Linked DNA regions of Homo sapiens: region 2 is linked to region 1. A link is a contact called in ENCODE Hi-C data. All regions are on one chromosome and are shown on one strand. Each heading gives the region's core, a stretch centred on a gene start or an enhancer-like site at or near the end of the contact. The rest is flanking DNA. Distances are from core to core; before and after follow the strand shown. Region 1 overlaps LOC105372937 (a long non-coding RNA gene). Region 2 has its middle 44 kb from the start of DUSP10.

What was found. A loop is a pair of places that touch in the nucleus more often than their neighbours do. Pooled maps may share reads with other maps.
Region 2: a map of esophagus muscularis mucosa shows a loop between it and region 1 (2.0-fold over the local background). The contact joins two enhancer-like sites. A Hi-C loop is called at or near these places in 3 of 168 maps with a recorded cell type or tissue (GM12878, esophagus muscularis mucosa and posterior vena cava), 2 of 37 single-sample maps with no recorded cell type and 9 of 50 pooled maps.

What each region holds. Positions count from the first base shown.
Region 1 is chr1:221,553,641-221,558,425 of GRCh38, forward strand. It overlaps LOC105372937 (a long non-coding RNA gene), which reads right to left. Exons shown (of 3, transcript XR_922623.3): 3 at 1,906-2,788. LOC107985462 (a long non-coding RNA gene) reads left to right here. Exons shown (of 2, transcript XR_001737823.1): 2 at 447-674. Among named protein-coding and RNA genes, the nearest start is that of DUSP10, 190 kb to the right of the region's middle. RefSeq lists an enhancer at 1,704-2,204. Within about 2 kb of position 2,248, at least 2 of the 41 ENCODE cell types and tissues checked have a DNase peak (open chromatin) inside an H3K27ac peak, as active enhancers do.
Region 2 is chr1:221,695,799-221,699,976 of GRCh38, forward strand. No RefSeq gene overlaps it. Among named protein-coding and RNA genes, the nearest start is that of DUSP10, 44 kb to the right of the region's middle. Within about 2 kb of position 2,438, at least 4 of the 41 ENCODE cell types and tissues checked have a DNase peak (open chromatin) inside an H3K27ac peak, as active enhancers do.

The DNA.
Region 1 (4,785 bases), core at 998-3,497:
TAACTAAGCCTAACACTGAGTTGAAATAAATATTCCACTTACCTATTCCTTATTAAAATATTAACCATATCCACTAGAAAATGAAGCAAACAGCTTTAAGAAGAAAGCCCTAAATGAAAAGAAACTGCTGGAGAAGTAGTTACTTTACTTAAATATCATTATATACTACTGATTTTTAATAAACACAGTACAAAATAGAAAAAGTGTCCTACTAGAATCAGAGATATACAAGCTCTTATATTTGGGCTTTTAAACATCTGAGCTAAAGATGTTTAAAATAGTTTAGGTTTGTTTAGTGAAAATTCTCTCCCTTCCTACTAAGGATAGAGTTTATTTTCCCATCCTTGGACCCATCTTGGACCATCTGTGTGACTTGCTTTGACCAATGGAATATTAGCAGAGACCTGAAATGTGCTTATGCAGTTTGTTTTGACCTGTGTTTTTAGGCGATTTGCCACGAGAAGGACATGGCCTGGTGGCTACTGCACCTTCAGCTTCCGCACACATAAATACATATGGAACACACCGGACCTAGTCTCCAGCCTGGAGCCATGCCTACAGCATGGCTGAAGCATGAAGCAGGGCTAACTGGCCACATTCAACCTCCATCAGCTGAAGCACAATACACCTGCAAACCTATGAGTCTGAGAATAAAGGCTTGTTATTGAAAGCCACTAAGATTTGGGGTGGTTTGTTATCCAACATTCTGATGGCAACAGCAGTAATAGATCACCAGGTCTTTGTGATTTTGCTTTTAAATAAATTCACTAATTCTAAATGGAATTCTCAATAGATATTTGCAAATTAATCTTTTTTTCTATAGAAATAATGACTACTGCTTCTTTGTCTTGAGTTGTTGATAAAAATATATGTTTCATAGAGCATAAAATGGGCTACATGAGGGCAGACTTCTACAAGGATTAATTTCTATAAGATGTAGAAATGTCTTTTATATCACTTTAGAACTCTCCCAGGCATTTAAATAAGAGTGGTCTTTTTTTTAGGAAGTTCTGTTGGCTGCATGTAAACTTTGAAATAAAATTAGCTCCAAGTTAGAAAACAATTGGTATAGCAATCTACCTAAGGCATTCTTGGAAAAAGTTGGGTGGCATGATTATTTTAGTCTTTAAATTTCCAGAAACATTTCTTCCATTTGGCTTGTGAGATTAGGAATTTAGCAAAGAAGTAACAAAACCGTACTTAGATAGGCAACTGATGAACTGCTTAAACTAAGATTTCTAATTCATTGTGATCGGGAATCTCATTTACATAAAATGAAAAATAATTAAATTGCATCTTAATTGTGATCTTTTCCAATTTAATTGAATTTCAACACTTAGGTCAGTGGCTGGAGTACAAAGTCAATTTCTTCCTGAAAGGTTTTATTATTATTTTAAAATTAATTTCCTTCCTTATTCACAAGAGGGGAGTGATATAGCCCAATGTGAATGAACGATTACATGGACCTATATGAGGTTTTGAATAAATACCTTGACTTGGGCCCAGTAAGCTTGCAAAGGTTGCTAACTGTATGTATTTAGTTGTCACTGGTGAATTCGTATGTGTAGGCAGATGCAGAAGGAAGGTTGTGATATAAGCTATAGACTGTAGTCTTTTCTTTCTCTCCTGAGGACGGGGTGGACAAAATGGGCTTGAGAAGCAGTAGCCTGAAGTTGGGAATCACTGGAATTCAAAAATGTTAGCATTTAAAGCTGCCCAAGAAGCCAGTGAAACGACTCCAACCTGCCATATGAGGACATGGAAACTCTCAGAAAGGTAAAGGCAGTGATCTACCCAAGGCTGAAAAGATAGTGAATTCCAGAGCTGCGTGGTCCATCTAGATTCCCCGATTCCTAATTCTAATTACTTCTCAAGCAGATTTAAGGAAGATTATCTGATGCAAAGTTACCAAAATTACAGAAATTGTTTATTATGGTCATATATACAGGGTCTGACTTACTAGCCTTTAAATGCAAAAGTAGTGGTTGCTTACACTTTGCTGCAGCATTAGCGCTTACTTGGGGGGACTGCTGGGTGGCAGAGCCCCCAAAGAACAGCCTCTCCCATTGGGAGTTCTCCAAGATCATTGTCTTTCTCATTTTGGAGTTTGTGTTTCCTACAGGATCTATTCTGACAAAGCTGTCCTGTGGCCTCACAATCACGTCTGTCAGGGTAGCATGGTTGTCCAGGACAAGTGTGTATATCAGTGGCTCCTGGCAGGTGATGATTACATAAGCATCCTGCCAGCCACCCGAGTGGAAACGATGGTCCCAGCACTTCTGAGAGAAGAGAACATGACGGGGGTGCAGCATGCGGCTGGGGTGCACAGGCTTTCTGGCCTGGCAGAGATCTTTTCCAGTGAAGTGATTTTTCACATTGCAGGAGGAAACACGAGAAAAGGCTTCTTCATCTGCCAGACTCAGGGTGCCTTAAAACACAAAGTGCTTCAACTGTGTTTGAGCTTTGAGGGGGTTGGGGCTTGCTTATTTTTATAGTTATTTATGCCTTACTCTCATTTCAAGTGGCAAGCACTTTATTCAGTTTTCTCAGTGGAGCAAGAACAGACTGATTGGCCCTCTGGGTGTCCAGGAATGAAAGGTCACTCATCCACTTTGCAAACACATCCACTCAGGCGGAGAAAGCCCAGACAGCCTGTGACCTGAAAAAGCTCCTCATGCAGTGCCCCTCGGCCAGGCCAGGTCCAGATGCTTTCCTCAGAGGGCTGAGACATCAGGAGGACCACTGATAAGACCATCTAGCAAGGATTGGACGTGGACGAGGGTCTTCACTGAAAAGAGAGAGAAGATGGGAGAAGAGGGTTAATACATACAGAAAGAGAGAGAAGCTTGAGACAAGAGGGATGTGGAAAAGACTGTGGAGATGGTAGAGGAGAAAGATTGCTTTTCCTTATTTCAGAGCTATTTTTATCAGGATAACATCTAGGCCAGAAGAAAGCAGCTCTTGTTTCCAATGTATCAGGTTAACACAAAACATATTTGTTCACCTCCAGAAGCATAGTTTTGTTTCCTTACCAACATTCTGTGAGCAGTACCACACAGTGGCTAAAAGGTCAGGCTCCTGAGTCAAATGGACATGGATTTGAGTCCCAGCTCAAAGATATACTACCTTCCCTAAAGCACTATTTTATCATTATACTATGAAGAAAGAACAGTAACAACTGTACAGAGTTATTTTGAGTATCCAATGAGATAATGCATGGAAGTACATCATAAAATATCTAACACATAGTTCTCAAATATTAGCTATTAATAATTAGTGAGTATTGCAATGGACATAGCACCAACAAGATTCAGAGACACAAAAAATAAAAACTGCTTTCAAGGAACTTACAGTCAGCTTGAGGATATAAGATGAGCATACATGAAGCAGTATGGAATGGCCCACAACAGCATAAAGTGTATGAAATACACTAAGTTCTGCATGAGTTTACAAAGCCCACAGTGATGAAAAGTTGTGTAATAATTCAAGATACTATGGGTAATCATCAATGAAGTGGTATATTTAAGTAGGTGCTAGAAGTGGAGATGAAAGATGAGTGTCTTTTAAACCAGTGCTTCCCCAATTGTAATGTGCATATGAATCACCCAGGAATTTCCTAATAATATAACTTTTAGTTCGGTCCTGGGGTGGGGCCTCAGATCCTGCAGATTTAAGAAGCTCCTTAGGTAATGTCCATGTTATTGGTCCACAGACCACTCATTGAGTAGCAAAGACTTAGAGAAAGATTTTGGAACATATTCCTGGCAGGTAATGTGTTTACCCAGTGACCTGTTCCTTGTTTTATACCTATTAAATATTAAACATGAAGGATGATGAAGAGAAAAGAAAAGAGTGGCAAGAGAAATAGGCCACAAGGTTCCTACTCACAAGGAGTTTTGGGGTTGTTTTCTCCTAAATTCTCATTGATCAGAAAAACATCATCATTACCACCACTCCAAAACAGTCACCACCATTAACTAGCCAAAACAACTGGTGGAAAAATATCCATTGAACAAGTATGTGACAATCCAGTACCAAAGCTTTAATAAGTCCTAAACAGAAGTGGAAGAGAGCAATCACCATGGGGCAGGGTTAGTTAGGGAAGATATCCTAGATAACTGACATTCAACCCAAAAGCTAAAAGAAATGACAGAAAGGAGTGAAGACGGTGGATGGTGACAAAACCCAGGAACCGAAGCTCCCAACTCTCCTTACTTTTGCTTCTTACTCTTATTGTGGCACACTTACTTATGTGCTGCTCTCTGATTGCTTTTGAGATAGTTCATTCAAACACATTTGTAGCCGCCCCCTAATTCCCCAAGAAACACATACAGTAGATTCTTCTATCCTCATACAGAGATAAAAATTATATTCTTCTTAAGCCTTCAGTTTATGATTAGTCTAAATCTAAGCCATGCTTGCTTTTCCAGAAATAAAATTAAGTGTAGAGAAGTCAGCTCCTTAAGTTGTAGATCATGAAAATGTTCTAAATATTAGAAGCATTACAGAAATGCAGAGATAGCTGACATGTTTACATGGCTTGTGTAATTCTAGGTAACAATGTGTGTTCATTCTGATTTATAATAACACTAGGTATACAGGAGCAGCTTCTTTGATGAGGAAATGAAATCTTCTTTGCTATCTTATTTAACTGAAAAGCTCTTAAAATATATGCTTTGAAATGTCCCCTCTTCCTTGGTATTTATCCAAAGTTCTGCAAAAAGAGTTATAATCCACTTATCTCCAAGAAGCAAGTTGAGGGAGAAGTTACATAAAATAGTTGGC
Region 2 (4,178 bases), core at 1,188-3,687, 140 kb after region 1:
AAGAAGTAAATGGATAGACTTTCCTAAATGGGCCCATGTGAATGTTGATCAAAGCTCAACCTCAGCATGTAAGAATCTTAATAATGGACAAGAGAACACATTCTGCAGACCTCTATCAGGTTTTTCTTTCCAGTTTCTTCTGTTCTTGACCAATGAGCTCGTGAACAAAATAGCCATGATGGTAGACATGGAGGGTATGCATGAATTCAGCAACATGAACTTCTACTCACAAGGCCTGAAAGGGCAGTATTTTGTTCTTGCTCCATAGAAACTTACTCTTTATAGGGATTTGTCTTCCCTACCTGTAATACCTTTGCCAAAATCAGTATCTGTGGACTTAAAGAATTCTTATATCTTATTTCCCTTCATGTTATTCCACAGTGCTTTGCTTTTGACCAAGGAACTTACTTTGCAGCAAATGAAGAATAACAGACTCATGCTCATGGAATTCATTAGTCTTAACTTGTTATTCATCACTCTAAAGCAGTAGAAAGGTGGAATTCTTCTTTTAACTATTTACTGTGCTAGATGGATGGAAACACTTTGCAGGGCTAGGATAATGTCCTGAAAGATGCAGTAAATTCTCTAAATGATCAATCAATGCATGTTGCTGTTTCTCTCTTATCCAGATTTCATAGATCCAGGAATCAAGGGGGAAAAATGGAAAGGGCTCCTCTTACTGTTACCCATAGTGATCCACAGCAAAATTTATTCTTTCTATTCTCAACTTTAGACTCTGCTGGTCTAGAAGTTCTGGTCCCCAAGGGAGAGATGCTTCTACTAGGAGATACAGCAATGATTCCATTAAGATGGAAGTTGATACTCCCTGCTGCCGACTTTGGGCTCCTTATGCTAAAGAATCAACAAGCAAAGTCAGATATTGGTGTATTGGCTGGGATGACTGGGGAAATTGGATTACTACCAGATTATAGGAGTAAGAAAAAGTGTGCCTGGAATTCAAGATCATATCTTATACTCTCAAGTCTTGTAATTACTTTTGTTGCTGTAACGAACAAAGTAAGTGGAAAATAACCCAATGCAGGCTCAATTGCAAAAGCTTGGATCCCTCAAAAATGAAAACTGACATCACCCCAACAGGCAAGAAACCATGACTAGGTGATGTGCTTGCTGAGGACACAAGTATATGGAATGGGTAGTGAAAGAAGGAAGTTATAAATACCAGCTATGACCACAAGATCAGTTATAGAAATTAGGATGGTAAGAATTATGAATATTTATTTTTTGATATAAATATATTTGGTTGTATATTAACCAATTCTTTTTTCTACCCCATCCACCATCTAATATAAAATGGGGTAATAATAGTCTTTGTATTAGTTCCCTAGGGCTGCTATAACAAAGTACCACAAATTGGGTGGCTTAAAACAACAGAAATTTATTTTACTGCAGTCTGTATGCGAAAAGTCCTAAATCAATGTGATAGTGGGGTCACTTCCTTTTTAGAAGCTCTGAGGGAGAATCTGTTCAATGAGTCTCTTGTAGCCTCTGATGGTTGCTGGTAATCTTTGATGTTCCTTTGTCCAATCTCTGCCTCCATTGTTACGTGACATTCTTTGTGTCTGTGTTCAAATTCCCCTCCTCTTATAAGTACACCAGTCACTGAATTAGAGCCCATCTTAATCCAATATGACCTCTTCTTGATTATATCTGCAAAGACCGTATTTCCAAATAAGATCATATTTACAAGGTTCAGGGTTTAGCACTTCAACATGGCTTTTTGACAGACACAATTCAACCCATAATATCATTATATCTCAGTATATTCAAATGACATGACATCGAAGGGAAAGTGGATCTTAGCTAAAAAAAGACTGAATATCATCCCAAAATGGACAAAGTAACCTATGAGGCTATGTATCTTTTTTTTTTTTTTTTCTGTGGCATCATCTCACTCTATCACCCAGGCTGGTGCAGTGGTGCAATCTCGGCTCGCTGCAACCTCTGCCTCTTGGGTTCAAGTGATTAGAGTAGCTGGGATTACAGGCATGCACCACTATGCCTGTCTAATTTTTGTATTTTTCGTAGAGACAGGTTTCACCATGTTGGCCAGGCTGGTCTCGAACTCCTGACCTCAAGTGATCCACCCACCTCAGCCTCCTAAAGTGCTGGGATTACTGGTGTGAGTCACTGCACCCAGTCGTCTTTTAAATGTGTTTTCATCTGTAGAACTGATAGTTGCATCATACTACATAGAAGCATCGTTTTGCTAATGTCTTCATTTGGAAGTTATATTTAGTTAAGAGAAGTGGACATGGATGCCAAGTTGGCAAGGGATGGACTTTGGTAGCTTTCTACAGTATCAAATTGGCTAAATCAGGAGCTATATTTTCCAGAATTTCCTCTCCTGATTCACACTGAGTTAAGGTTAGCCTTAGGGGAAATTTGCATGAGGTTGGAAAAGCAGAATTGAAGCAGCAACCATTTGAAGGGGGCACCAAACTCTATGATGGCAAGCACACATTTACCCTGATGTGGTGACTCACCTGGACTTAGCGCAGCAGCTGTAGTTGAAGCTCCCAAAGCTCTGTCTTCAGCTTTGCCAAGTCCTATGCTAGGTACATGTTCAGCTCCATGGCAGAGGGCACTAGATCCTTCTGGAAGTCACCCCCATTGAGGTTGGTAAAAGGCTGATGTGGGTTCCAGTTTTTCCTCCTAATTCCAATTCTTTGTTCTTCTCTACTTCATGCCCAGCTTTTGTTACTGGTGGCTGTGCTGACCCGGAGAGTTCAGCCCATTATCAGACAGATGCAACACACTCCCATTGACTTCTTCACCAGATCCCACACTTGCCTGAGGTCTAATCCCTGGAATAAACCCCTCATTCTATGTCACTGTTTCTGCTTCTTATTAAACACCGATACATGCACCTTGTATCAAACACTGACAAAGGTTGTCACGAAGGAAGAAATCAGGAACCACAGAAAGCACTGGTGTTCATATTCCACCACCTCAAAAAGGCAGGAAGTCTTCTACAGATAGGTGTGATTTGGGGCACTTCTGAATTATGACCCATCCTTCTGGGTGCCAGTGCTAAAATAGTCATTTTCTACCACCCTTCATCTGACCTCCATTCATATGCAACAACTGTCTCCAATCAGAGCTTGAAACCAAACAGCAACTATATTTCCTGATATTTCATGTTTGGGGAAAAAAGCATAAAATAAAATGTGTTGTGACCTATTTACAAGAGCCTGTCCCCAAATAATGTGAAGGCCATCATTGATTGATCTCTATTTAACTTGGCTCATTGGACTTCTTACCATCAGAATATCTAGTTGAGCAATTTATTAGCATTCTATCTTAGTCAGCTTCTGGAGTGTAATTCAGGTCCTAGTTCCTTACTCTGACATAGGTTTTTTTCTTTTCATTTTAGCCTCCCATTTTCTCCTGTTTCCCGTATTACGAAAGGCCATGTTTCCCCTTTACTGCCAGCATGTGATTGTGTGGTTGTGTACATTTTTTCTTGAATATTTCCCCTTGTACATGTTTTTTGTCAGCTTCCTTGCCCTACCTCCCATGATGCCTTTCCTTATCCAGAAGACACTGGCACAAACTCTTTCAAGAAATGAAAACTCCCTATCATGGTTCACATGCATTGATTGGAAAAGTATTAACTATTGAAATAAATGTAATATATATAGAAACCTAAAGCTACTGTTTTGTTCAACCTAAGATAACAATGCTTGCTGTATTTCTTTAAATTAGTTACAGGTTCACTCTACTAAGTAATTAGATTCATTTAATATAAAACAACCGTTGCTGGATTCTGAGAATGGTTCATGCGTTGGTCAGGGACTTGGCTTTCTTGGGGAGACACAATTATTTCCTAGGGCAGCCTTATAGCTCCCAGACAGCTAGTGAGGCCCAGCAACATGTGGAGTCTGGTTTCTAGAGCTATGGCTTGGTTAATCTGTATTATTTTCATGAAGTGGTTAACATTCCTTATGAAGAAATGGAGGCTAAGTGACTCACAGCAGATTAGTAGAAAAGACCTGAGTCCCTCTCAGAATCTTTGGTATTCTGGTTGGCAGGATTACTGTTTGCCCCAGGATAGGCTTTTCTCTCAAAATCATAAACTTCCAAAAACATAAATCATTTCCATGTGGATAAAGATGAGAAACTGTATTGACTTTTCTCTGTTTTGTTAGAAAGAAAGA